7 separate regions of the Homo sapiens genome follow, and all the other regions are linked to region 4. The links are chromatin contacts, found by Hi-C or POLR2A ChIA-PET in ENCODE. All regions are on one chromosome and are shown on one strand. Each heading gives the region's core, a stretch centred on a gene start or an enhancer-like site at or near the end of the contact. The rest is flanking DNA. Distances are from core to core; before and after follow the strand shown. Region 1 holds the start of SEMA6C (semaphorin 6C). Region 2 holds the start of GABPB2 (GA binding protein transcription factor subunit beta 2). Region 3 holds the start of PIP5K1A (phosphatidylinositol-4-phosphate 5-kinase type 1 alpha). Region 4 holds the start of PRPF3 (pre-mRNA processing factor 3). Region 5 holds the start of PSMD4 (proteasome 26S subunit ubiquitin receptor, non-ATPase 4). Region 6 holds the start of SETDB1 (SET domain bifurcated histone lysine methyltransferase 1). Region 7 holds the start of C1orf56 (chromosome 1 open reading frame 56).

Evidence for each region. A loop is a pair of places that touch in the nucleus more often than their neighbours do. ChIA-PET counts read pairs that join two places held with the same protein, here RNA polymerase II (POLR2A). Pooled maps may share reads with other maps.
Region 1: a loop to region 4 is called in a pooled map, with 6 times the contacts of the local background. The contact joins the promoter of SEMA6C here to the promoter of PRPF3 in region 4. A Hi-C loop is called at or near these places in 5 of 50 pooled maps. POLR2A ChIA-PET finds 5 or more read pairs at or near these places in 2 of 52 experiments (HEK293T and activated CD4-positive, alpha-beta T cell).
Region 2: a pooled map shows a loop between it and region 4 (9-fold over the local background). The contact joins the promoter of GABPB2 here to the promoter of PRPF3 in region 4. A Hi-C loop is called at or near these places in 7 of 50 pooled maps. POLR2A ChIA-PET finds 5 or more read pairs at or near these places in 3 of 52 experiments (Panc1, T-cell and activated CD8-positive, alpha-beta memory T cell).
Region 3: a loop to region 4 is called in a map of CD8-positive, alpha-beta T cell, with 8 times the contacts of the local background. The contact joins the promoter of PIP5K1A here to the promoter of PRPF3 in region 4. A Hi-C loop is called at or near these places in 1 of 168 maps with a recorded cell type or tissue (CD8-positive, alpha-beta T cell) and 4 of 50 pooled maps. POLR2A ChIA-PET finds 5 or more read pairs at or near these places in 1 of 52 experiments (WTC11).
Region 5: a loop to region 4 is called in a pooled map, with 9 times the contacts of the local background. The contact joins the promoter of PSMD4 here to the promoter of PRPF3 in region 4. A Hi-C loop is called at or near these places in 4 of 50 pooled maps. POLR2A ChIA-PET finds 5 or more read pairs at or near these places in 3 of 52 experiments (H1, activated T-cell and naive thymus-derived CD8-positive, alpha-beta T cell).
Region 6: a pooled map shows a loop between it and region 4 (17-fold over the local background). The contact joins the promoter of SETDB1 here to the promoter of PRPF3 in region 4. A Hi-C loop is called at or near these places in 1 of 37 single-sample maps with no recorded cell type and 10 of 50 pooled maps. POLR2A ChIA-PET finds 5 or more read pairs at or near these places in 4 of 52 experiments (GM12878, K562, PC-9 and 1 more).
Region 7: a pooled map shows a loop between it and region 4 (3-fold over the local background). The contact joins the promoter of C1orf56 here to the promoter of PRPF3 in region 4. A Hi-C loop is called at or near these places in 6 of 50 pooled maps. POLR2A ChIA-PET finds 5 or more read pairs at or near these places in 3 of 52 experiments (GM12878, H1 and activated B cell).

The regions. Positions count from the first base shown.
Region 1 is chr1:151,145,292-151,149,161 of GRCh38, forward strand. It overlaps SEMA6C (semaphorin 6C), which reads right to left and starts at 1,340. Exons shown (of 19, transcript NM_030913.6): 1 at 1,142-1,340. It also overlaps a transcript of LYSMD1 not described here. RefSeq lists silencers at 1,088-1,547, 1,758-1,817.
Region 2 is chr1:151,069,422-151,072,994 of GRCh38, forward strand. GABPB2 (GA binding protein transcription factor subunit beta 2) reads left to right here and starts at 1,340. Exons shown (of 9, transcript NM_144618.3): 1 at 1,340-1,513. MLLT11 (MLLT11 transcription factor 7 cofactor) reads left to right here. Exons shown (of 2, transcript NM_006818.4): 2 at 1-123. RefSeq lists enhancers at 855-1,789, 1,213-1,422, 1,790-2,724 and silencers at 1,623-1,702, 1,733-1,892.
Region 3 is chr1:151,197,018-151,201,111 of GRCh38, forward strand. PIP5K1A (phosphatidylinositol-4-phosphate 5-kinase type 1 alpha) reads left to right here and starts at 1,535. Exons shown (of 16, transcript NM_001135638.2): 1 at 1,535-2,064. The coding sequence starts at 1,980. It overlaps LOC124904419 (a long non-coding RNA gene), which reads right to left and starts at 1,508. Exons shown (of 2, transcript XR_007066620.1): 1 at 1,434-1,508; 2 at 1,090-1,323. RefSeq lists enhancers at 1,633-1,832, 1,933-2,012.
Region 4 is chr1:150,319,834-150,323,582 of GRCh38, forward strand. PRPF3 (pre-mRNA processing factor 3) reads left to right here and starts at 1,700. Exons shown (of 16, transcript NM_004698.4): 1 at 1,700-1,759. RefSeq lists enhancers at 814-1,379, 1,509-1,558, 1,749-1,798.
Region 5 is chr1:151,253,337-151,257,280 of GRCh38, forward strand. It overlaps PSMD4 (proteasome 26S subunit ubiquitin receptor, non-ATPase 4), which reads left to right and starts at 1,398. Exons shown (of 10, transcript NM_002810.4): 1 at 1,398-1,472. The coding sequence starts at 1,447. RefSeq lists an enhancer at 1,290-1,479 and a silencer at 1,520-1,659.
Region 6 is chr1:150,925,013-150,928,901 of GRCh38, forward strand. It overlaps SETDB1 (SET domain bifurcated histone lysine methyltransferase 1), which reads left to right and starts at 1,351. Exons shown (of 22, transcript NM_001366418.1): 1 at 1,351-1,505; 2 at 2,692-2,962. The coding sequence starts at 2,703. LOC107985204 (a long non-coding RNA gene) reads right to left here and starts at 1,329. Exons shown (of 3, transcript XR_001738231.2): 1 at 1,248-1,329.
Region 7 is chr1:151,046,401-151,049,904 of GRCh38, forward strand. It overlaps C1orf56 (chromosome 1 open reading frame 56), which reads left to right and starts at 1,351. Exons shown (of 2, transcript NM_017860.5): 1 at 1,351-2,452. The coding sequence starts at 1,448. BNIPL (BCL2 interacting protein like) reads left to right here. Exons shown (of 10, transcript NM_138278.4): 10 at 251-1,320. The coding sequence ends at 287. RefSeq lists enhancers at 1,679-1,728, 2,009-2,248.

The sequences.
Region 1 (3,870 bases), core at 90-2,589, 830 kb after region 4:
AGGGATGGAGAAGGGGAGACTGGGCTGGGGACAATAGCAGGAAGCCTTTGGGCTGGTCGCCCGCCCCAGTCCACCTTCCTCAGAGGGAGCAGGGTCGCGCCAAGGAGCCTGTGGAACCGGAGCTTTCCTTTCTCCAAGCCATTTCCCCCACTCTTAGCTCTTAGCCCCACACTCAGCACCTACCCTCCTTCCCACCCAACCCCCAACCAGGACAATCCAGGTGTCTAAAGCCTCGAAAAGAGGTGGGCCTAGGGCCAGGGGCTCGACCTGTCTCCCCCTCACCGGATCCGGGGCTCCGAGGAGGGGCCGGTAGCAGAGTCTGGGCCGGGACCGGGTCCCAGAGCCACGTTAGCGAGAGGAGGGGCTGGAGGGGCCTGCAGGCGCAGACGAAGAGGGGATAGGAGCGGGGGTTGGGGAGCGGAGGCGGGTCTCCCAGGCCAGGGAAACAGGGCCAGAGGCTGAGAACCGACGAGGGCGGGCCTGAGGCCGGCGCTCAGTGGGGACCGTGGGCTCAGGAGGCAGTTGCCAGCTCGGATGTCCTCCTTGGGAGACCTCAGTCTAACAAAGCCCCGGGCCGAGCGGGCTGAAGGAAGGAGATAGGCGCTGGGACCGATGTTGCTCGAGGGCCCCATTCGCCGCCTCTTTGCACGAGCCAACCCTTCAGAGGGTGCTCAGATTCCGGCTTGCACAAGGACAGAGGAGCACCCGTGACACAAAGTCCGGAACGATGCGTCCCTCTTCCCATCCCTTCAGGGGCGTCAGGAGGGTCTAGTTCTCCGTGGGTCTCGGAGCCCTAGTTTCCTTGCTGGGAAAGCAAGGGGCCAGGTTTTCCACGCTCTCTACGGAGCGCGCCTCAAATAATCCCTTTTCGCGCTTCCCAGTCCAGCGGGATGCGACTCGACGAAAGCCCAATTGAACGAGGTGCCCAGACTCTGCTCTCACCAGTACAGTTACGGGGCTCGGCCACTGTCCCTCCTTCCTCCCTGCACCCCAATTTCGTTGACCCTCTCCGTCAGCCAGGCACACCGGGCGCCGACACCTCCCTGGTCCCCTAGCGCTTCAGAAGCTTGCCCCCCGCCGGCCGCGCCCTCCTGCTCCCTCCCCGCCTCCCCGCAGCCCCTTCCCTGCCCGGGGTACTTGCTCCAGGATTCGGGTCAGCGGGATCGAGATCGCCGCGGGCGGCCAGCGGCCACGCGCTGCGCTGAGTTCGCAATCCGTGGTTGTGCTCAGGCGAGATGCGATGAGCGTCCGAATTGGATGGTGCTTGAATTTGGGTTCCAGGGCGCTGTCGGGAGAGCCCTGGGTCCAAGTCCAGCCGCGGATCCGCGGAGGAAAACAATGCGACCGCCCGGGGCTCTGGGCTCGGCCCCAGTGGCCCCGCCCGCCTCCCAGCCGGGCCCACCTCCTGCCCGCCTTTGGGTCGCCGCGACTAATCCCGCCCTCGGAGGGCGGCTAGACACCGCCTTCTCGTCACCTCTCCGCCAATAGTGCTGCCCGGGGAGGGGCGCCAGGAGCACCGTCCACCCAGAGGGCCAGGCCGGGAGGCTGAACTGGAGACCAGAGACAGACGCGAGATGGAGAGACCCACGGACAGTCGCCGACACCGGGCAGAGGAAGAAATACATACAGAAGCAGAGACAGGCTGGCACAGGAGAGGCTCTGGGGAGAAATTTCCCAAGAGAGGAAGAGGAGCTGGGAGGAGAAACAGACAGGAAACCTGGGAGCCTCGCGGGGCTGGGCTGGGCTGTCAGAGCCTGCGCGATCCGTCCTCCCTTCCCCTCCTATACGGCTTGGGCGACCTTGCTCCCGAGGGCGCATCCCGCATCTCCCTGACTCTGCCCCCAACTCTCTGTTGCTCCTCTCTATGCGTTGTCCCTCTGTCTCCTTATTTCTCCCCGTAGGCCTCCTCTGGTTCGTCCTGACCCGGATAAGGAGGCCTAGCATGCGCGTGGGGGCTGGAGGCCTGGGAAAGGAAAGGAAGGTGTCAGCAGGAGGTTTCCCTTGTTTCCATGATCTCCTCCCCTCCCACCTCTACAAAGCAGCATGAGTTTGGGCCACTATGGCAAGAACTAGCTAGCAGTCAGGCTGTTGGGTAATGGAAGAGGGCAGGTGAGAGAGGCTGAAGCCAAAACAGATGTGGAAATCAAGACTAACTGACTCAGAGAAAGGCACAAAGAGTAGCAACGCTAAGACTTGATAAAGTAACCCACACAGCCTTCCTGCCCCACAGACATACGTCCCACCTTTCCTCAGAGGACCGTGACATCCCTCCAAACAGCAAAACTGCCCCTTCTCCCTCCCCACCCTTCATAAAGCCCCTGGGAATGTCAGTGAGGAGGAAGAATAAACTACTACAGACAGGATTGCTTGGTACCTTGGTATTGCCTGGTAGGATTCTTCTCTATGTGGGGCTGGGACAAAAGACATTCTCAAAATTCTCCAGGAAAGTGGGTGGCCTGGGAGACACTGGCATTCTCAGATAGTTTTATCTGACTGAACACTTCTACCCACATCTTGGACTCTGGACTAGAGGAAAGGAGGGGGAAGGGGTTTGCCACTTTAGGCCAGCCTTAACTGGACTGTGATCAGGGAGGGGAGTATCAACAACTAGGCTAAGCCCCACAGCGAGTACACAAGAGACCTAAACATACACACACATGTGCACACGCACATACAGAGAAAGAGAGAGACAGAGAGACAGATTTAAGGCCAGGTGAACCAGTAAGATGAACAGTAACTCAGTAAAGTCAGATCTAAAAAAAATAGAAGAAGATAAACAGGGACAATATCTACACAGAATTAACGGCCGAGGGATCTTGGGTCCAAGGCAATTCAACAAACTGTCAGACAGTTGGGGTTGTTTTAAAGGCTGGAAAGAAATTTTCAGAGAAAGACACCTCAAAATACAGAGGCACTGAGAGGTTAAAAGAAATCTCCTCAGCTCCTAGCACAGGGTTTAGGTACTCAGATACATGCTTATGGAATAGATTAGTGAGTGGGGATTAAGGTGTAATTCATTTAAAGTTTTAGGACCCAGCTCAAATCTCAGTTCAATCCAGTAAGTATTAAACACTTACTTGAGACACAATCTACTACACAATCCACTGTGGGTTGTGGTTCCAGACTTTAAGAAAATGATAATATATTTGAATTAAAATAAGATTTGCACATACTAAACTATTAAAAAGTCTAAACTATTAAAAAGACAGTACTAAATATTAAATATTTAATAGTACTAAACTATTAAAAAGACAACACCAAGTCTCAAAAGAAAAGCTACATTGAACATAAATTTCCAAATGTGCAAAGAAGACAATAAATATTCTCCGAAGACTGCACAGAAAGATGCTGGATACATTTTATCATGAAGGACAGGAAAACTTTGGTGGGAGTTGGCTTGGTGCAAAAGAAGAAAATGTTCCCGAGGGACACAGCTTCAGCAAAAGCTTTTACTTGGTTAGCAAGGAGCCTGCAGCATGGATAAAAAAAAGGTCCTGTGAGGCTGGTGTGTGGGAAAGGCACTAGTTAGGAGCAAGGGGAGGGAAAAGGGGAAGACAAATTACAGAAGGCCTGGAATGACTAGGTGAGCTGGTTAAAATCATCTGACAGGAGTAGGACGTCATTTTAAATTCTTGAAAAAGGGTGCAACTTGTATTTTTTTATTTTTTTAAGCAAGAAGACAGAGACCTACTAGCAAGTAAACAAGGTTTAAAGGTGAGGGGAGAGGGACAATCAGACAAGGGTGATGGGAACAGATTTAGAAAGAAATACATGAATCTGAGAGCTATTTTGAAGGACAAATCAAAATGACTCTCTTGGCTGGGCGAGGTGGCTCACCCCTGTAATCCCAGCACTTTGGGAGGCCGAAGT
Region 2 (3,573 bases), core at 90-2,589, 750 kb after region 4:
TAAGTAGTGCGTCCTTTTCTATTTTTACTGAGTTTTGAAGGGCCCCTTCAGAGTCCTTCAGCCATGGCAATTGGTGGGTGGAGACAGGGATCAACTGTTTGGTAAATAAAGTGACTAAATGGATTTGCAAACTCATGCTCCATCCTCTTGCAGGCCTCCAAAAAGAAATGACTCAGGCCGGGCGCGGTGGCTCACGCCTGTAATCCCAGCACTTCGGGAGGCCGAGGCGGGCCAATCACTTGAGGTCAGGAGTTCGAGACCAGCCTGGCCAACATGGTAAAATAAAACCCCATCTCTACTAAAAATACAAAAATTAGCCCAGCGTGGTGGCGGACGCCTGTAATCCCAGCTGCTGGGGAGGCTGAGGCAGGACAATCACTTGAACCCGGGAGGCAGAGGTTGCAGCGAACCGAGGTCACGCCACTGCACTTCAGCCTGGGCGACGGACGAAGCGAGACTCCGTCTCAAAAAAAAAAGGCCGCGCGCGGTGGGTCACGCCTGTAATCCCAGCACTTTGGGAGGCCGAGGCGGGTGGATCACGATGTCAGGAGATCGAGACCATCCTAGCTAACACGGTGAAACCCCGTCTCCACTAAAAATACAAAAAAATCTCCGGGCGTGGTGGCGGGCGCCTGCAGTCCCAGCTACTCCGGAGGCTGAGGCAGGAGAATGGCGTGAGCCCGGGAGACGGAGCATGCAGCGAGCCGAGATCGAGCCACTGCACTCCAGCCTGGGCGACAGAGCGAGACTCCGTCTCAAAAAAAAAAAAGAAAGAAAGAAAAGAAATGACTCAGTTATTTGTTTCACTGTTCTCACTGACAGCTTGGCTCTGGGGTCCTTACATTCGGCCTGTAACTGGAAAAATGTGTCCATCAGGCACCAGAACCCAATGCACAAAGCCAGGAACGTCCCAAACAGCTGCAGCCGAGGTTGGGATAAGGAAACGAGGCTTTCCTGTCAAACTAAACCTGGCCGCCCCGGACCCCGAAGAAGCAGCCAAGAGTTAAGACGCAATCTGCATGACTGACGCACGCTCCGAGTCTCCCTCAGCAGTTCGCCAGGTTCTTGGCGCCAACACCAGACCTAGGATCCGTCCCCTGCTGGAACTATTCAGACGCGCAAGATACGTAACCAGCAGTCCTCCGCCCCGTTAAATAGTCCTGCCTAGCATGCCTCGGTGACGCACTTTTCCACCTCAGAAGTGCCTCAGCAGAAAGGCGATGAACCTCGGGGGTGCATCATCTTTCTGTTAGAATGGGAGCATGAGTTTTCTGATCATTTTCCCTTCACAGATTCCTCCGCCAGAAATCTTACTCGCGGCGCCTTCATTTCCGGGTCCGCCATTTTGTTGCCTCTGTTTCTCCACGAGGGGGGGTTAAAGGCCCCCAAAACATGCACACATGAAAAGGGCAAAAAGTAACCGTCCTTGACAGGGAGTCTTAACTAGAGAAGGAAACGGGACTAAACTGGCGGGCTCCGTGGAAGCGTGGCCGGCAGCGTCCCGGACGAGGAGGTGAGGAGGAAAGAAGAGATGTGTGGACTCCGGGGGGCGTCAGGGCTGGAAAGGAAAGTGCCGTGAGAAGTCACACCGCTTCCCAGCCCAGCCTCGGACTTCTGGGTGCAGACCTCGCGGCTCCCCGTCACTGAAGCGGGGGCAGCGGCGGGAGGGGGACGGGGAGGAAGGGGATGCTGTCGGGAGGAAGGGGAGGGGACTGGAAGGAGGTGAAGAAGGGGGTGGGTGTAAGACCTGGGGCTGGGGAGCTGGACCAAGGGAAGCCCAGGCCGCGGAGGTGACCACTAGGGGGCGGCGCGGAGCCGGGGCCGAGGCCTGTCGCCGAGGCTGAGTTTGGCCCCCTGCCCCAAATTGGTTCCCATCTTTCAGACAGACATTGGTGTGAGGAACTGTAGGGTTTATGATAGAGAGGGAAACGGCGACTCTCATTATCTGACCCAAATAATGACCTGAAAGATTACTAGTGAACTCGGTAATCTGAATGAGAGCAGTACGGGCCCCGCCTCTGCTTTTTTGCTCTTTTTTTTTTTTTTTTCAAAACTGAGTCTTGCTCTGTCACCCAGGCTGGAGTGCAGTGGCGCGATTTCGGCTCACTGCAACCTGCAGCTCACTGCAACCTCCGCTTCCCGGGTTCAAGCGATTCTCCTGCCTCAGCCTCCCGAGTAGCTGGGATTACAGGCGTGCGCCACCATGCATGGCTAATTTTTGTATATTTTTAATAGAGACGGGGTTTCACCATGTTAGCCAGGCTGGTCTCGAACTCCTGACCTTAGGGGATCCCCCCGCCTTGGCCTTCCAAAGTGCTGGGATTGCAGGCGTGAGCCACGGCTCCCGGCCTCGCCTCTGCTTCTTTCACAGTTGTTTGTACAGCTGGCCGCCCAGTGGGGACTTGAGCAATACTAAAAGAACCATAGATTCTTCCATTGCAATTCTTTCCGTTGGCTGTCTCCTGTTTTCACATACTTCCTTGAGCCAGAGGTCATCCCATTCCTCTCCCTTTTCCCAAAAGGGCTTTCTCTCTAGGGGGTCCCCCCCAACCCAACGTCTTTGGAAAAGGACAGTCTATGGCTTACTATCAACGATGTAACAAAATTTTGGCCATCCAAGACCATATTTTCATCTAATCACTTGGTCCACCCAATCCAGTAGAGATGTTCTTAGGCATGTATTTTCACACGTGCTTTGATGACAATAAAGAGAAAACTGCCCCATCCAGATTCTTAAATAAACAAAAGTAATTACTCTAATTATCTTGGATAATAGAGTACTTTGTTGTCAAGAGCTCAAGCACTTCATGAATTATTAAAACACACACTTATTGAAAGGTTTTGGCCGGGCGCAGTGGCTCACGCCTGTAATCCCAGCATTTTGGGAAGCTGAGGTGGGAGGATCCCTTGAGCCCTGGAGTTCTAGACCAGCCTGGGCGAAATAGGGAGACCCCTGTCGGTACAGAGAAAAAAAAATTATTTTTAATCAGCTGGGCGTGGTAGTGCCCACTGGTGGTCCCAGCTACTCGGGAAACTGAGGTGGGAGGATCGCTTGAGGTCGAGGCTGCAGTGAGCCGTGATTGCACCACTGCACTCCAGCCTGGACCACAGAGTGAGGCCCTGTCTCTTTAAAAAACAAACAGGCCGGGCGTGGTGGCTCTGGCCTGTAATCCCAGCACTTTGGGAGGCCGAGGTGGGTGGATCACCTGAGGTCAGGAGTTCGACACCAGCCTGGCTAACATGGTGAAACCCCATTTCTACTAAAAATACAAAAAATTAGCCGGGCGTGGTGGCACACACCTGTAATCCCAGCTACCCAGGAGGCTGAGGCAGGAGAATGGCTTGAACCCAGCAGGCAGAGGTTGCAGTGAGACAAGATCGCGCCATTGTACTCCAGCTTGGGCAACAGGAGCAAAACTCCATCACAAACAAACAAACAAACAAACATACTTTATCCAGTCCCCTATTGATATATATTTAGGTTCTTTTCAATCTTTTTATTTCTTTTTATTTTTAGTTTTACTTTTAGAGACAGGGTCTTGCTCAGTACTTTATCCCATCCCCTATTGACAT
Region 3 (4,094 bases), core at 285-2,784, 880 kb after region 4:
GCCCAGCTAATTTTTTGTATTTTTAGTAGAGACGCGGTTTCACTATGTTGGCCAGGCTTGTCTCGTACTCCTGAGCTCAGATGATCCACCTACCTCGGCCTCCCAAAGTGCTGGAATTTCAGGCGTGAGCCACGGCGCCCGGCCTGCATGGGGATATTCTATGGATGTTCGGGTCCTAGGTTACTTTATGAGGACCCACAAGACATCTGGAAAGAGGATAACCAGGTCATTCTGGGGGTTACAAAACCTGTTTTTTTTGTTTGTTTGTTTTGTTTTGTTTTGAGACAGTTTCGCTCTGTCGTCCAGGCTAGAGTGCAGTGGCGCGATCTCCGCTCACTGCAAGCTCCGCCTCCCAGGTTCATGCCATTCTCCTGCCCCAGGCTCCCGAGTAGCCTGGGACTACAGGCGCCCGCCACCACGCCCGGCTAATTTTTTGTATTTTTAGTAGAGACGGGGTTTCACCGTGTTAGCCAGGATGGTCTCGATCTCCTGGCCTCGTGATCCACCCGCCTCGGCCTCCCAGAGTGCTGGGATTACAGGCGTGAGCCACCGCGCCCGGCCACAAAACCTGTTTTAATGGAGTTATTTCATGGGCCATGAGTTTGAGAGGATCTATCTGACCGACTCTTACCCCGAATGTTTTACCATTCCTCTTTATTTATTCATTCCACAGATAATTATGGAGCCCCTACTATGTACGAAGTCACTGGAGGAGCTGGAGATACAAGAGTGAACCAAACACAGTCCTTGCTCCCCAGAAGTTTTACAGTCTGCTCAGAGAGACTGGTCTTCCCACCAGGGTTCATAGCCTACGGGGTACTTTGTTAAAAACGAGCAGTTACTACGAAGACTACAATGGGAGAAATTTTTCTGTGTATCTCCATGCCCTTTGGAGCACAGATAATTGACAGTTGGAGGCTAAAGGGGTTGGGTCGCGGGAAGGTTGTGATAAGTCCCTGATAGCCTCCCGTGCCCTTTTTTGACAGGTCTTCACTGATTCATGCATCAAATATTTACTGAACTCCGTCACTGTGCAGTGCCTAACTTTGTGCTTGAGGCAAACAAAACACAGATCTATTTCGAATGCCATTCCGAGGAAGGTAAGACATGCACGCACGTTTAATCAAATAGTAAACAAGAGTAGTAAAACAGGAAAAAGACTAAGAAGAGTTCTTGGTGGTATTAAATGTTTTGTGATATTCGACACCTTAACGTCTCTGACTTGACACCAGTACTCCCGCAGAGAGTTCTTTCCTGGGTTAGGAATTTCAGAGGACTTGGCGGACCGACTCTTGTCCCGAGTTCAGATCACTCGACCCAGTCCTAGCAAAGAACTGAACCTAAGAGGACCTGCCGAGCCACCGTAGGGACTGTCGGCCAACCCGCGCGCGCACATCTTCCACCCGTGGACTCGTCAGGGCGTGAGGACCCACCTCACGTGACCATTAGCAGCCTCCCGATTGGTTTTGCTCCTTTTTTCTCCCCAATGAGTGGGCTGATGCCCCGAGAAGGTCGGGCGCATGCGCAGTGCTCGGATTTTTTGCTTGGCTACCCGGAGTGAAGCGGCCGGGTTGGGCGATTAACAGGCCGTGGTTAGGAAGGACGGAGAAGGGGCGTTCGCTCCTTTGGGACTTTTCATGCCTCGTTTTTTTTTCAGATGTGGCTTGGTCTGGGCGCAAGGTCCCAGCAGCCAGCTTAAGCTTACTCTTCTGTGAAAGGGGAAAGTATCCCCTGTGGAAAGCGGTTAAACTTGTGGAGGGGGTGCGGGACGTGAGTTCTTCCCCATGCCAGGCGAATGGTGTGGCCTTGAGCTGGTCCAGGAGCCGGCTCGACGTGTCTGAGGGAGGCCCCGGAGGGGGCGGGGAGGTGGCCCACAGAACGCGGGTTCTGTAAAGAGACGTTGGGAAGATTCGATTCCGAGAAGAGGAAGAACCGGATTGAAAGAGAGCCAGGCCGCTGAGGGGGAGGGGGCTGCTAAGATGGCGTCGGCCTCCTCCGGGCCGTCGTCTTCGGTCGGTTTTTCATCCTTTGATCCCGCGGTCCCTTCCTGTACCTTGTCCTCAGGTAAGCCCGGCAGGGCGTGGGTAGGGAGCTGGTGAGGAATATGCGATGGGAGGAAGAGCGAGACCTAAGAGGGTACCTGTAGCTGGGAATGTCCTACGTGTTACCGGTAAGTGGGCGCGAGCTGGGCTTTCAAATAGGGATTTATGAGCGGGCAGGAGTTTGAGGAAAGGATAAGTTTGATTAAGAAGTTGTCGAAAACTTTGGTTGTCTTTGAGGAGGACGGATGGAGATTGAAGGTGGGGGTAGGGTGGCCCGGCGCGGTGGCTCACGCCTGTAATCTCAGCACTTTGGGAGGCCTTGGCGGGCGGATCATTTGAGGTCAGAAGTTCGAGACGAGCCTGGCCAACATAGAGAAATCTCGTCCCTACTAAAAATACAAAAATTATCCGGACAGTAGTGGCGTGCATCTGTAATCCCAGCTACTTGGGAGGCTGAGGCAGGATAATCCCTTGAGCCTGGGAGGCAGAGCTTGCGGTGAGCCGAGATTGGGCCACTGCTCTCCAGTCTGGGCGAGAGAGTGAGACCCTGTCTCAAAAAAAAAAAAAAAGAAGTTGCGGTAGGAAACAAGAGAAACGGAAGGGAGTAGAGAAACTAAGAAAGTAAATGGAGGCCTAAGAAGTAGAGAGAACTACTTAGTGTGAGAGGCAGGTGGAATCTAAGTTGATTGTGGGCTAATTGGATGAAAATGTTGAAGAGAAGCCATGGGACTTAAAAGATATCGAAAAGTTATTGGACGCTTTCGATTTCTGGAGAGGTAGGGAATCGTGAATTTTGTTGGGTGGGCGGGAGTTGTTGAAGCCATCTTTTCCCTCAGATACTCCCCCCTAATGTGTCACCCCTTCTCACTTCGCACCCCCACCCTTAGGGCCGCACAGGCACACAGACACACATACATACTTTCTCAGACTAATTCCTTTGGTGATTCCCAACTCTAAACTGCCCAACTTTGGGAAGGAATGGAAATTTTGAAGAGAGTCTAAGGAATGTAGGAAATTAAGGTCAAAGACCTTAAAAACAGATGGGAAAGATGGAATGGAGTCTTGAATTGCAGTAGAGACTGCGAGAAGTGATGTTTTGGAAATTAGGCCTGAGAAGAAGAAAGATGGGTGGGGGGGTGACTGTAAGTGTTGTGGGGGAGTATTGCATAATAGAAAAATGGACTGGAAGAATGCTTACGCTGTATCAGGAGATTGGAATTTGGAGAATGGAGCCAGGTTAATGTAGAGAGCTCAGCGTATTAATAGTTAAAAACGAATGAAGATTGAGGGAGGGCTGAGGAGGCTCACAAGAAAAGCAGTAGATTGTGTGTAGGGGAGAAAGTGTGTGTATGTGTGTCGGGTGGGGGGGCGGGAGGTGAGTCAGAAACTGAGCGCTTCCATCAGAAGTGTCTGGTGTTTCACAGTAACTGCTGCTTCTACACTGGAATAGACGCTGCCAGATGTTGGATGCTTTGCTTGAGATTTTGGTATTTCCTCAGGCCTGGTGTTGCGTTTTTGCTGTTTAGAATTTGCTGAATAGGGTTCCTTCCACCTTTCACATTCCAGCTCAGATGCTGAAATATCTAGTCACACATATCTTCTTAATAAGCTGCAGTTTTATTTATTTTTAATAAATCTCTATTTTTAGTTTGTTGAGAGGGGATTTTTTACCTTTCCTATAAAAGTATTAGGGGACCAGAACAACTCATGCTGCATTATAAGCATGAAATAGGATAAAGTAAAAGTGACAGGGTATTTATTTATTTATTTATTTATTTATTTATTTTTGAGACGGAGTCTCGCTCTGTCGCCCAGGCTGGAGTGCAGTGGGGCCATCTCGGCTCACTGCAAGCTCTGCCTCCCGGGTTCACGCCATTCTTTTGCCTCAGCCTCCCGAGTAGCTGGGACTACAGGCGCCCACCACCACGCCTGGCTAATTTTGTTTTTTGTATTTTTAGTAGAGACGGGGTTTCACCGTGTTAGCCAGGATGGTCTCGATCTCCTGACCCTGTGATCCGCCCGCCTTGGCTTCCCAAAGTGCTGGGATTATAG
Region 4 (3,749 bases), core at 450-2,949:
CCACCACACCTGGCCTAAAACCAGTTTCTAGAAACACATTTCTCCATAGGGAATTGAACGCAGACTGTTAGAAGCACCAAAACAAAATAAATTTACAACAACCCTGCAATGTTGAAACTCATTAACCCATTCAACAGACTTTTTGAGTGAATATTTTGTGAGACATTGGTGTTAGAAGCTGTAGGTGGGGAAACTGATTTGTGAATAAGTTGAGCAGTAGGTTCAAACTCCCCCAACTTGTTCCTTCAGAGCCAGGCTTTATCCTGTTATGTCGTGCTGCCCCATCAGGGAAGGTGGGGCTTGGTATGTACATTGTTATCTTTAGATACAAAAATCTCCTACTATCTGGGGAATGTGAATAACCTCCCTGAAGAACAACTGCATCTTCTAGTCAGCCTACCACCAAGAAGACATTTTGGAACTTTAGTTTGGATAGTTTATAATATAAAAATAATGGAATTTTTTCCATTTCTCATATAAGAAATTGTGTCATAATACTGGACAATCTTTTTCCAAACTATCTTTGTCCACACACATGTTGTTATGAATCATCGATTTAAAGAGTCAGTAGGGGCCGGGCGCGGTGGTTCAACCCTGTAATCCCAGCACTTTGGGAGGCCGAGGTGGGCGGATCACGCGGTCAAGAGATGGAGACCATCCTGGCCAACATGGTGAAACCCCGTCTCTACTAAAAATACAAAAGTTAGCTGGACGTGGTGGTCGCGCGCCTGTAGTCCCATCTACTCGGGAGGCGGAAGTTTCAGTGAGCCGAATGCACTCCAGCCTGACGACAGAGCGAGACTCCGTCTCAAAAAATAAAAAATAAAAATAAAAAATAAAGGGTCAGTAGGTTAGAGCCTCATTTTGGAGAGAAGTTAATATATAGACCTATTGATAGAATGGAGAAAACAATACTGGTAGGTCTCACTTGTCATTTATTGAGCCCAAAGTGCTGGGATTACAGGCGTGAGCCACGGCGCCCGGCCTGACACCACTGTTAAATTAGGGAGAAAGGGTTTACTTTCTACCAGAAAGGCTGTGTTTGAACACAAACGCAGAAGCCTCGCTCTTCATTCTAGCCTAAGTTTACTTTTGCGCACTTATTCTCCATATGAGGAAAACAGCAAGTAGCCCAATTTCCGCTTCAGGAAGTTAAAGACATTAACTTGGCAGAAATCGGCCGGGCGCGGTGGCTCACGCCTGTAATCCCAGCACTTTGGAAGGCTGAGGCGGGCGGATCACGAGGCCAGGAGATCGAGACCATCCTGGCTAACACGGTGAAACCCCGGCTCTACTAAAAATACAAAAAATCAGCCGGGCGTGGTGGCGGGCGCCTGTAGTCCCAGCTACTCGGGAGGCTGAGGCAGGAGAATGGCGTGAACCCGGGAGGCGGAGCTCGCAGTGAGCCGAGATCGCGTCACTGCACTCCAACCTGGGCGACAGAGCGAGACTCCGTCTCAAAAAAAAAGCTAAAAAAAAAACCTTGGCAGAAATCTAGCTAATAGGTTTAGCCTGGGAAATAGAAAGCAAGGAAATTGCTCAGGGAAACTTTTCGGTTCTGCGACGCATGCGTTCAGCCTCCAAGAAAGTGGCAAATACGGCTGCGCGAATTGGCGGCCCGGCCCTCCTTGGTCACGTGTTGGGAGACAGCGGCGTGGCGGCGGCGGTGGCGGTAGCGACGGCACGCCGTAGGGCGGTCAGAAGGTTTCCGGTTCCGGTGTAACGTTCGGGCTCCGTCTCAGGGGCTGAAGTTTGTGAGGTGAGTAGTGGCCCCGGGCCCACAGAGGGTAATTCCAGTCCGCGCCACTGTGGCCGGGGACTCAGTCCAAGGGGAGGACCGAAGCGGGAGGGTTCAGCGGGAAGGAGTGTGAAAGGAGTACCTGGTTTGGTGGGAGAAGAGGTTGGAATGAGATTGTTGAGAGGAAAAGGGCGGGGGCGGGAAGGAGACCGGGTTGGGAGACCAGCTCTGGGGTGAGGAGTTTAGGTAGAACAAGGTAGAGTAAGAGACTGGTTGGAGTGACGGAGAGAGTAAAAATGAAGATTAGCGGGGGAGTGGGGGGCTGCAGAGGGAAACTCAGGTTGTAGCAAACAAGAGCACGGAGTAAGGAATTCCTTCTGAAGACTGGATTTGGATTCTGCTGCCTGCTCATTGAGAGGAGAGATCATTGTACCTCGCTTTCCTTCCGCACCCCCACTACCCCCGCACCTCGCAGTTATTGTTGAGCATTTGATTAGTGACAAGGCTAATTACCGTTTGAAACTTTTTTATCCATTGGCTGTTTAGTTTGCACGTCATCTTATGGAGGTAACAGTGGCACCTCATTTATTGCTTTGGGCTTTCAAATTGCTTATACTTTCTAGCCTATCATTCAATTCTAGTGGAATATAAGACCCGTTAAGGTGAGGACTCTTGTTAGTTTTGCTCACTGTTTTATGTATCCACCGCACCTAGTACATTGCTTGACACTTAGTAGTTACTCAATAAATATTTATTGAATGAATTAGGATGTAAATATGGCAGTACTCATTTTGTAAGATGGTAAACTGTGGCTCCAAAGAATTACTTAACTTGCCCAAGGGCTTGTAAATGGTGGGGCTCAGTGTCCCAACTGTTTCTGTGTGAACTCTTGTTTTCACTTTCTATGGCATCTGGATATGCCGCTTTTGTGCAATACATGTGTAATATGTAGAAATTGGTACGCTGTATGTCTACTCATTGTGGGGTAATAGAACCACCATAGAATTACTCACGTAACTTGTCACTGAGGCAGAAAATCTTTCAGTCTTAGTTTCATCACTTCAATCTACTAGCTTCCTTTGGATATACCAAAAGTGAGTCTATTTGGCATCAAGTCTTATAGACTCTAGTATAGAGGCTAAACTTACCAAGAATGTAGAAGTTAATCAGACTGGATTTTTTGGAGAAAAGATGTCTTAAAACATCTTGAAAGATGATTCCCAGATCTTTGATAAGTGGCACTGCTGGGAATAGCTGAGCTTGGAAATTGAGGTCAGTCAATTTATTGACTCCCATTTAGACACCTTTTTTTTTTTTCCCCGGGACGGAGTCTTGCTCTGTCGCCCAGGCTGGAGTGCAGTGGTGCGATCTCGGCTCACTGCAACCTCCGCCTTCCATGTTCAAGGGATTCTCCTGTCTCAGCCTCCAGAGTAGCTGGGATTACAGGTGCAGGTCACCACGCCCAGCTAATATTTGTATTTTTAATAGGGATGCGGTTTCACCATGTTGGCCAGGCTGGTCTCGAACTCCTGACGTCAGATAATCCACCCGCCTTGGCCTCCCAAAGTGTTGGGATTACAGGCGTGAGCCACCGCACCTGGCTTTTTTTTTTTTTTTTTTTTTTTTGGAGACACAGTTTCACTCTGTCGCTCAGGCTGGAGTGCACATGATTTTGGCTCACCGCAACCTCCGCCTCCTGGGTTCAAGTGATTTTCCTGCCTCTGCCTCATAAGTAGCTGGGATTACAGGTGCCCACCACCTCACCTGGCTAATTTTTGTATTTTTAGTAGAGACAGGTGCAGTGGGTCACGCCTGTAATCCCAGAACTTTCGGAGGTCAAGGTGGGCAGATCACTTGAGGTAAGGCATTACCTGGCCGATATGGTGAAACCGTGTCTTTATTAAAACTACGAAATTGGCCAGGCGTGGTGGTGCATGCCTGTAGTCCCAGCTACTTGGGAGGCTGAGGCAGGAGAATCAAGTGAACCCAGGAGATGGAGGTTGCAGTGAAC
Region 5 (3,944 bases), core at 148-2,647, 930 kb after region 4:
TGCAGTGAGCCGAGATCAGGCCACTGCACTCCAATCTGGGCAACAGAGCGACACCCTGTCTCAAACAATAAAACTTTGTAGAGACGGAGTCTGGCTGTGTTGTCCAGGCTGGTCTCAGACTCCTAGCCTGAGTTGATCCTCCTGCCTGGGCCTCCCAAAACGCTGGGATTATAAAACCTAAGCCATTGCATCAGGCCTTGAATGTAATTTTTGATTAACCAAAACGGTTTAGTGGTTTGTTCTTTGGCAGATTAGTTAATATAATTGAGTTGTCAAATCTTTTCCGGGCTCTGTACTGGGCTTAGGGAATTGTAAAGATTAAGACACGTTGCCGGCCAGGTGTGGTGGCTCACGCCTGTAATCCCAGCACTTTGGGAAGCTGAGGTGGGTGGATCATCTGAGGTCAGGAAATCGAGACCAGCCTGGCCAACATGGTGAAACCTCGTCTCTACTAAAAATACAAAATTAGCCGGGCATGGTGGAATGCCCCTGTAGTCCCAGCTACCTGGGAGGCTGAGGCAGGAGAATCCCTGGAACCCAGGAGGTGGAGGTTGCAGTGAGCCGAGATCGAGCCACTGCACTCTAGCCTGGGTGAAAGAGCGAGACTCCTCCGTCTCAAAAAAAAAAAAAAAAAAAAAAAAAAAAAAAAAAAAAAAGGCACGTTGCCCACCCTTAGTTAAACGAGGGAGGAGATAAATATACAAATAAATTCAATTGAAGGGTATAAGGGCTTGTTGAATTAAAATTCTACAGGGAACTGAGGGCTGTAGAAAGTCATTAGCGATCCCGACACTTTTTTTTTTCTTTTTTTGAGACGGAGTCTCACTCTGTCCCCCAGGCTGGAGTGCAGTGGCGCGATCTCGGCTCACTGCAATCTCTGCCTCCCGGGTTCAAGTAATTCTCCTGCCTCAGCCTCCCGAGTAGCGGGGATTACAGGCGTGCGCCACCATGCCCGGCTAATTTTTTGTATTTTTAGTAGAGACAGGGTTTCACCATGCTGGCCAGGCTGGTCTCGAACTCCTGACCTCGTGATCCGCCCGCCTTGGCCTCCCAAAGTGCTGGGCTAACAGGCGTGAGCCACCGCGCTCGGCCGATCCCGACACTTTTTTAAAATGCCGAAGCCGGAATCGACACAGCACTTTCAAAGGTTCCTCCATAGCTCCCCTGAGATCCGGCCAGCGGGAAACCCCAACTGAGAACTGCAATGGCAGGGAAAGTGGAGGCTAGATCCTGTTTTTTGTGTTACCGCGATTCCCTTCAACTACCCTCAAGACGCCTACAAATTTGTTTGGCGGCACCTACAACTCCCAGAACGCAACGTGGGGGACGGAGGCGGAAGCAGCTGGCCAAGCCGAGGTCTGTGATTGGTGAAGAGCGACGGGCCAATTGGAGGAGTTGTTGTTAGGCCGTCCCGGAGACCCGGTCGGGAGGGAGGAAGGTGGCAAGATGGTGTTGGAAAGCACTATGGTGTGGTGAGGAGCTACTTCGGGGCAGGAGGGGCAGAGCTGGGTTCCGGGCGCGTGTAGCGCCAAGGCAGGGAGGGCCTGGGGTGGGGGCCAGGGGCTCATGGGCGAGAGGCGGCCCTGGCCCCGGAGGTAAGGAGCCCGCTGGACTCCCTGAGTCATCCCGGGGCCCTGGAGTGGCGGATAGTCCCGGGTTACCACTGTTACCCCCAGGGGGACGGTCATTGACTGGTCATTCCTGCTTCCTTTCTCTGTTCTAGCGCCGTCTTCTCTAGAGCAGCCCGGGTCTGTCTTTAGCTACAGTTCTGCTTTTCGGACTCATCGTAATAGTTTTCTGCCCTCCTTTCTTTGCAAAATAACGTCTATTAGGAAAATAGATTATTAATCCCTTCCTCTCCCCATTCCCTCGTCTCTAACTTCATTACCTTTCCCTGTATCATCTTCAAAGGTACCATTTACAGATTGCTTTTTATGTATCAGTCATTTTGTTTATCTCACTTATACCTCACAACCACACCTTAAGGTAAATTATCTCTCCATTTTACGGTTCAGGATACCGAGTCTCAGCGATTTTAAGTGATTTGTCCAAAATCATACAGCTAGTTAAGTGGTGGAGTCAAGATTTAAACCCACGGCTGTCTGACACAAAGGCTTTATCCGGTGAGGTAGCTCTCTTTGTCAGTTTCAGGCTTGGGCTGAGTACCTATTACGAGTCACATTAGAAGAGGAGGACATAAATTTTTGCAGGGTTTCAAGAGTTCCTTCTAAGTGTAATCACTGAATGTAATACAGAATAGTTGACGAACACAAATCACCGATTGGGTGAAACAGGCACCTATGAGATTTCTTCTTTTTATTTTCTCGGGGGAGCATAGCATTGCCAGATAACATACAGGATGCCCAGTGAAATTTGAGTTTCAGATAAACGATGAATAATTTTTTTTTGAGACGGTCTCGCTCTGTCTCCCGGACTGGAGTGCAGTGGCCCAGTCTGGCTCACTGCAGCCTCCGCCTCCCTGGTTCAAGTGATTCCCAGTGATTGAACTAATTTACACTTGCACCAACGATAGAACAGTGTTCTCTTTTCTCGCAACCTTGCCAGCATCTGTTATTTTTTTAGTTTTTAGTAATAGCCATTCTGACTGGTGTTAGGTGGTATCTCGTTGTGGTTTTGATTTATTTGCATTTCTCTAATGATCAGTGATATTGAGGTTTTTTTAATAGGCTTGTTGGCTGTATGTATATCGTCTTTTGAAAAGTGTCTGGCTGGGGCGTGGCTCAGGCCTGTAATCCCAGCACTTTGGAAGGCTGAAGTGGGTGTATCACCTGAGGTCAGGAGTTACTGACCAGCCTGGCCAACATGGTGAAACCCCATCTCTACTAAAAATACAAAAATTAGCCAGGCGTGGTGGTGGACGCCTGTAGTCCCAGCTACTCCAGAGGCTGAGGTGGGAGAATCGTTTGAACCCCGGAGGTGGAGGTTGCAGTGAGCCGAGATGGCGCCACTGCACTCTAGCCTGGGCGACAGAGTGAGACTCCCTCTCAAAAAAAAAAAAATAATAATAAAATAAATAAATAAATAAATAAATAAATAAAAATAAAGTGTCTGATGTCTGTTCATGTCCTTTGCCCACTTTTTTTTTTTTTTTTCTCTTTGAGAAGGAGTTTTGCTCTTGTTGCCCAGGTTGGAGTACAGTGGCGCCATCTCAGCTCACTGCAACCTCCGCCTCCCTGGTTCAAGTGATTCTCCTGCCTCAGCCTCCTGAGTAACTGGGATTACAGGTGCCCGCCACCACGCCCAGCTTTTTTGTATTTTTGGTAGAGACGGGGTTTCATCATGTTGGCCAGGCTAGTCTCAAACTGCTGAGCTCAGGTGATCCACCCGCCTCAGCCTCCCAAAGTGCAGGGATTACAGGCGTTGAGCCACTGTGCCCGGCTCCTTTGCCCACTTTTTTTTTTTTTCGCTCTTATTGCCCAGGCTGGAGTGCAATGACACAATCTCAGCTCCCCGCAACCTTCGGCTCACCGCAACCTCCGCCTCCCGTGTTCAAGCGATTCTCCTGCCTCAGCCTCCTTAGTAGCTGGGATTACAGGCATGCGCCACCACGCCCAGCTAATTTTGTGTTTTTAGTAGAGACCAGGTTTCTCCATGTTGGTCAGGCTGGTCTCGAACTCCCACCCTCAGGTGATCCGCCCGCCTCAGCCTCCCAAAGTGCTGGCATTATAGGCGTGAGCCACTGTGCCCGGCCGGTCTTCCAGGATTTTTATAGTTTTGGGTTTTACCTTGTCTTTAATCCATCTTCAGTTAATTTTTGTGTATGGTATAAGAAAGGAGTCCAGCTTCAATCTTCTGCATATGGCTAGCCTAGCCAGTATCCCCAGTTATTGAATAGGGACTCTTTTTCCTCACTGCTTGTTTTGTCAGCTTTGTCAAAGAATAGATGGTCATAGGTGTGCGGCTTTATTTCTAGACTCTCTATT
Region 6 (3,889 bases), core at 101-2,600, 600 kb after region 4:
AAAAAAAAAAAAAAAAAAAAAAAGGAAAAAAGCACATATTATTTTACTCAAATTCCATTTTGGGAAATCTTTTCTTTTTGTTTTTTGTTTTGTTTTGTTTTTGAGACGGAGTCTCGCTCGGTCACTTAGGCTGGAGTGCAGTGGCGCGATCTCCTCTCACTGAAGCCTCTGCCACCGGGGCTCAAGCGATCCTCCCCCCGCCTCAGCTGCGGAGTTGCTGGGACCACAGACGCGAACTACCACGCCTGGCTTTTTTTTTTTTTTTTTTACCTTGTATTTTTAGTCGAGATGGCGTTTCGCCGTGTTGCCCAGGCTGGTCTGGAACTCCTGGGCTCTAGCAATCCTCCCGCCTCGGACACAAAGCGCCCGGCCTGGGGAATCTTTTCTACAGAAATAAAAGTACTACTTCAAAAGGATGTTTATTTTTATTGTTGCGCTATTTGTCGGGGCTGAGAACGGAAAACAATCTAAACAATCTAAACTATTCAGGTGTCAAAAATACAAGTTATTGGTTTTTTGTTTTTTTGTTTTTTTTGGTTTTTTTGAGACGGAGTCTCGCTCTGTCGCCCAGGCTGGAGTGCAGTGGCGCGATCTCCGCTCACCGCAAGCACCGCCTCCCGGGTTCACGCCATTCTCCTGCCTCAGCCTCCCGAGTAGCTGGGACTACAGGCGCCCGCCACCACGCCCGGCTAACATTTTTAGTACAGACGGGGTTTCACCGTGTTAGCCAGGATGATCTCCATCTCCTGACCTCGTGATCCGCCCGCCTCTGACTCCCAAAGTGCTGGGATTACAGGCGTGAGCTACCGCGCCCGGCCAAAAATACAAGTTTTACCTTTTTTATTGGCTTCAGGTAATGTCCACATGTTAAATGAAAACAACAAAAATCCAAATACAGAAACTCGTACATACAAGACTGGAAAATGAAGCTGTATTACCTGAAAGGAGCGGAGTGGTGATGGGGCAAGAGAGAATATTATCACGTTTTTCTTATTACATCTTGATAGCCTTTACAATTTGTATCACTTATGTAACAAAACAAACTCAAGTAAAACTGAGAGAATAAAGCTCTGAACCTATGAGCGTTTCCCTAAGTCTTTACACAATGAATATAGTAATGGGGCCACTAGTCGAGGGTGGTAGGAGCGGCGGAGACTCGGTAATATACTGGCCACGCCTACTCTGCCCTGCCAGTCTCTTCTCACGTGTGCCCCTGGAAGGCTCTGCCTTAACGCATGCGTAGTTACCTTAGTTTTCGTCGCCTCTGAGGGGCGCCCCGCGGCTTTGGATTTGACCCCGTCAGGCTACCGTCGCGGTGACCGGAACGGCACTAAAGGTTTGCTTCCGGGCGTTTCTTTTGCTTCCCCTTCCCTCTTTCACGCTTCCTCCCCTCCCCCTCCTCCCTTATCCCTTCGCTTTCGCTCTTTTCCGTCGAGGCCGACCCCTGAGTTGTGAGTCTGGGGTCTGGTTGGTGAAAAAGAGCCCTTGAAGCTGGAAGACGGGAGGTGCGGGGAATACTGTTGAGTTATTTGGTGACCAAAGGCTTATCTGGGACGTTTTGTTTGTGGGAGGGGGTCGGGCGAGGGTGGGAAGGAAGTCTTCCCCAGAGGCGAACGGGGGCGGGGCTGAACTGGGTTTGCGAATGGGTAGGACGCACCCCTAGAATGGGTAGCACGGGGGTGGGCTGGTGTGTGGGCAGAGGAAAATGGAGGCGCTGAAAATCAGATTTTCTTTAACCGTTTGATTAAAAAAGCAGTTCACACGAATGTGTGAAGTATTTGGATTGTGGATATTAGGTACCCACGTTTTATTCCCAGGTTGCTTTACTTCTCTGTACTTTGGGGGAAACCTTTTTGCTGCAAGCTTTCGTGTGTTTGAATATCATAGACTTTTTAAAAAGTAAAATTCCACATGGAAGCAAAGTAATATAAGGGGAACAAGTAATGAAAGAGAAAACACTGAGTTAGTGAGTTCCAAATCAACTCCATCCCCAGGTGGGGTTTTGTTTAAATTAGGCATAGCATACAAAGATTTATCACATTAGTTAAGGAACACATATAGACCACAAAAATATCTTATAGATTGGTTCTCTTCAGTATCCCAAAAGATTATTTTTAAAGTTCGGTTTGTTTTGAGACAGGGTCTCACTTTGTCACCCAAGCTGGAATGCATGGCGCGAACATAGCTCACTACAGCAGCTACTCCTGGGCTCAAGCGATCCTCCCACTTCAGCCTCCTGAGTAGCTGGAACTAAAGGCGTGCACCACCACACGTGGCTAATTTTTGTATTTTTTTGTAAAGACGAGTCTTGCCATGTTGCCCAGGCTGGTCTTGAACTCCTGCCCTCAAGCGACCCTCCTGCCTCGGCCTCTAAAAGTGCTGAGATTACAGGTGTAAGCCACTGTGCCAGCCCAAAACATTATTTTCAGTAGCTCTCTACTGCTTAATGAATGTTCTCCATGCCGTCTCAAACTCTTAAATCTTTTTCAGGAGTGTTAGCGTACAGCAGAAGATAAGAACTCTTAAAAATCTCAGCATCAGATTCTGGAGAATAGGGAGGGAGAACATGGAATATTTGAATAGAATAACAGGCAGCAGAGTAGGAATTAGTTTTATTAGGGAACTGAAATTCTCTATTGATTGATTGTAGTTATAAGGACTCCAATTTAATTTGTTTTCTGTTCCATGCAGAGGACAAAAGCATGTCTTCCCTTCCTGGGTGCATTGGTTTGGATGCAGCAACAGCTACAGTGGAGTCTGAAGAGATTGCAGAGCTGCAACAGGCAGTGGTTGAGGAACTGGGTATCTCTATGGAGGAACTTCGGCATTTCATCGATGAGGAACTGGAGAAGATGGATTGTGTACAGCAACGCAAGAAGCAGCTAGCAGAGTTAGAGACATGGGTAATACAGAAAGAATCTGAGGTGGCTCACGTTGACCAACTCTTTGATGATGCATCCAGGTGAGAACTCCATGGAAAATAGAAGGAAATCTCTCCATTGGGAGATGTTTTTAGAGAATAATTGTTCATGACATTGAACCAAGCATTTTATTTTATGTTTTGAGACGGAGTCTCGCTCTGTCACCCAAGCTAGAGTGCAGTGGAGTGATCCTGGCTCACTGCAACCTCCACCTCTCGGGTTCAAGTGATTCTCCCACCTCCCCCTCCCGAGTAGCTGGAATTATAGGCATCCGCCACCACACCCAGCTAATTTTTTATATTTTTAGTAGAGACAGGGTTTCACCATGTTGGCCAGGCTGTGTACCAAACATTTTATACTTTATGAAGTACAGATGTTTAGAACCTTACTCTTCCTCAAAGTTTATGGTCAAAAATCTGACCTTACAATCAGCCGTAAATATAATTTTCATCTGTCAGCAGCTAATACATGATCAGCAGTAAGGGAGTCCAAGTCTTAAGTCCTTTCCCCTTCTTCCTCCTGTGCTCTATCTTAGAACAATTGCTTCATTTCCCTAGTAAGATCATCCAGGGAGTGAGGATTGTAAAGAATTTCTGTCTTACGTAACTCTGAAGCATTAGTAAGTTCCCATACCCCCAAAAGATTTGTTTCTGGTGCTCTAGTTGTCACTTAGAATACATTGTTTTTAAATTTATTATACTTTAAGTTCTAGGGTATATGTGCACAACGTGCAGGTTTATTACATATGTATACATGTGCCATGTTGGTGTCACTTACATTAGGTATATCTCCTAATACTATCCCTCCCCCTTCCCCCCACCCCACGACAGGCCCCAGTATGTGACGTTCCCCATCCTGTGTCCAGGTGTTCTCATTGTTCAATTCCCACCTATGAATGAGAACGTGCGGTGTTTGGTTTTCTGTCCTTGCTATAGTTTGCTCAGAATGATGGTTTCCAGCTTCATCCA
Region 7 (3,504 bases), core at 101-2,600, 730 kb after region 4:
TAAGGAATAAAGGAATAATCACAGTGCAGAGGAGATTCAGACTGGCCCTAGAAATTAGGAAGAGATGTGTTGGCAGTGAACAGATGATATCCAGTGGGGGAGAGGGTGTTAGGGAGCAAAAGTGCTAAATGATGACTCAACCCAATCATCTAGCTCTTCCAATTCACCTGGCTTCTCTCCCCAAACCAGAAAATAAAACCCAAGTCCTACCCCCTGAACCACTTCTCTCCTCCCCCTCTCCCTCTCCTAGGCTGGACCGGGATCTCCATGGCTCAGGAGGGACATAGCACAGGACTGGATAAAAGGCCTTAGAACCAGTTAGTGATCTGCCTACACCTGAATCCCTGAAACATCTGAACTGTTTTGTAAATCATCTTATCCCCAACCTCAGTACCACCGGATCTTCACTTCTCAGTGGGATTTTGTCCTTTGCATGACCCTACTTTCAGCAGGGCTTTGAGGCTGGGAAACTGATCTGCTGGGTGACTTTCATTCCAGTTGCTGGGACGGAAGGCTGAATGTAGGGTCATTTTGTATGGGATATGCAGAGCTCTGGGTTTTTTTGTTTTTTGTTTTTTGAGACGGAGTCTCGCTCTGTCGCCAGGCTGGAGTGCAGTGGTGCGATCTCGGCTCACTGCAACCTCCGCCTCCCGGTTCAAGCCATTCTTCTGCCTCAGCCTCAGCGAGTAGCTGAGACTACCGGCGCACGCCACCACGCCCAGCTAATTGTTTTGTATTTTTAGTAGAGACGGGGTTTCACCATGTTGGCCAGGATGGTCTCGATCTCTTGACCTCGTGATCTGCCCGCCTCGGCCTCCCAAAGTGCCGAGATTACAGGTGTGAGCCACCGCGCTCGGCCAGAGCTCTGGGTTTTAATCCTACTTTAGCTGTAGAACCTTGGGCAAATAACTTCATCTTTTTGGGTCCTAATTTTCCTCCTGTCTAACTGGAGGGACTGTGATCCTTCCACCTTGGATGGAAGAGGCTTACCTGACAGCCAGCCTGCCTGCTGGGAGCCAGGAGAGTCAGCTCATTAAATCTTGAAGAACCGCTGTATGCCCTTTTTCCTTCTAAGTCATGTCTGCTGCCTGTGAGCCTGGGAAGGAGTGCTTTCAAAACCTGTATTTTTGCCCTCTTTAGTAAATTTAGAACTGTAGAGGCTAATAAACTGCGATGAGACATTTAAGCTCTGCTCCAAAGAAGTGAACGACTCTTTCACCACCCCTTGCATCCCAAACCTTCGGTTCTGGCAGAGTTCTTGCCGCAGAGGTTCCTTAGGAGCACCCCGCGCGGCCCGCGCGAGCGCGCCTGCGCGTCGAACCCCACCCCCTTCCCCGCGGGCCTCGGTTCAAACGACCCGGTGGGTCTACAGCGGAAGGGAGGGAGCGAAGGTAGGAGGCAGGGCTTGCCTCACTGGCCACCCTCCCAACCCCAAGAGCCCAGCCCCATGGTCCCCGCCGCCGGCGCGCTGCTGTGGGTCCTGCTGCTGAATCTGGGTCCCCGGGCGGCGGGGGCCCAAGGCCTGACCCAGACTCCGACCGAAATGCAGCGGGTCAGTTTACGCTTTGGGGGCCCCATGACCCGCAGCTACCGGAGCACCGCCCGGACTGGTCTTCCCCGGAAGACAAGGATAATCCTAGAGGACGAGAATGATGCCATGGCCGACGCCGACCGCCTGGCTGGACCAGCGGCTGCCGAGCTCTTGGCCGCCACGGTGTCCACCGGCTTTAGCCGGTCGTCCGCCATTAACGAGGAGGATGGGTCTTCAGAAGAGGGGGTTGTGATTAATGCCGGAAAGGATAGCACCAGCAGAGAGCTTCCCAGTGCGACTCCCAATACAGCGGGGAGTTCCAGCACGAGGTTTATAGCCAATAGTCAGGAGCCTGAAATCAGGCTGACTTCAAGCCTGCCGCGCTCCCCCGGGAGGTCTACTGAGGACCTGCCAGGCTCGCAGGCCACCCTGAGCCAGTGGTCCACACCTGGGTCTACCCCGAGCCGGTGGCCGTCACCCTCACCCACAGCCATGCCATCTCCTGAGGATCTGCGGCTGGTGCTGATGCCCTGGGGCCCGTGGCACTGCCACTGCAAGTCGGGCACCATGAGCCGGAGCCGGTCTGGGAAGCTGCACGGCCTTTCCGGGCGCCTTCGAGTTGGGGCGCTGAGCCAGCTCCGCACGGAGCACAAGCCTTGCACCTATCAACAATGTCCCTGCAACCGACTTCGGGAAGAGTGCCCCCTGGACACAAGTCTCTGTACTGACACCAACTGTGCCTCTCAGAGCACCACCAGTACCAGGACCACCACTACCCCCTTCCCCACCATCCACCTCAGAAGCAGTCCCAGCCTGCCACCCGCCAGCCCCTGCCCAGCCCTGGCTTTTTGGAAACGGGTCAGGATTGGCCTGGAGGATATTTGGAATAGCCTCTCTTCAGTGTTCACAGAGATGCAACCAGTAAGTGTTTGGTGATGAGCCAGGGTCTTTGTTGACGGATCTGAAAAGTCCTGGTATCTAAAACCCAGTTGCTAAGCCAGCCAGTGTTGCTTACATGAACTGTTACTGACTTACCTGGTTATTGATTCATAACATGCATTGGTTATTCACATTGTTAGCCATTGATTCCACCTATTATTTATTGAGCAACTACTGGTTGGTCATTAGGTAAAATGTCTTACTGCTCATTAGGTGATTATTGACCAAATAGTTAAGATTGGAAATATTTTTTTTTTTCAAGACAAGAGTTTCACTCTTATTGCCGAGGCTGGAGTGCAATGGCGTGATCCTGGCTCACTGCAACCTCTGCCTCCCAGGTTCAAACAATTCTCCTGCCTCAGCCTCTTGAGTAGCTGGGATTACAGGCACCCACCACCATGCCCGGCTAATTTTTTTTTTTTTTTTAGAAGAGACAGCATTTTACCATGTTGGCCAGGCTGGTCTAGAACTCCTGACCTCAAGTGATCCACCCGCCTCGGCCTCCCAAAGTGCTGGGATTATAGGCATGAGCCACCATGCCTGGTCTTGGAAATTCTCTGTTTTTTTCACAGACAAGATCTCGCTATGTTGCCCAGGCTGGTCTTAAACTCCTGGGCTCAAGCAATTCTCCTGCCTCAGCCTTCCAAAGTGCTGGGATTACAGGCATGAGCTACTGTGCCCCTGACCATAAGACTTTTTTTTCGAGACAGGGTCTCTCATCACTCAGGCTGGAGTGTGGTGGCGCAGTCACAACTCACTGCACCCTCCATCTTCTGGGCTCAAGCAATCCTCCCACCTTAGCCTGCTGAATAGCTGGGACTACAGACGTGCACCACCATGCCTGGCTAACAAGATCTCGCTATGTTGCCCAGGCTGGTCTCCAACTCCTGAGCTCAAGGATCTGCCCACCTTGGCCTTCCAGAATTCTGGGATTACAGACATGAGCCACTGTGCCCGGCCCATAAAGTCTTTTTGATGCACAGATAATTAACAGATATGAAGGATCTTAATCAATTAATAGTTTTGACCTAATA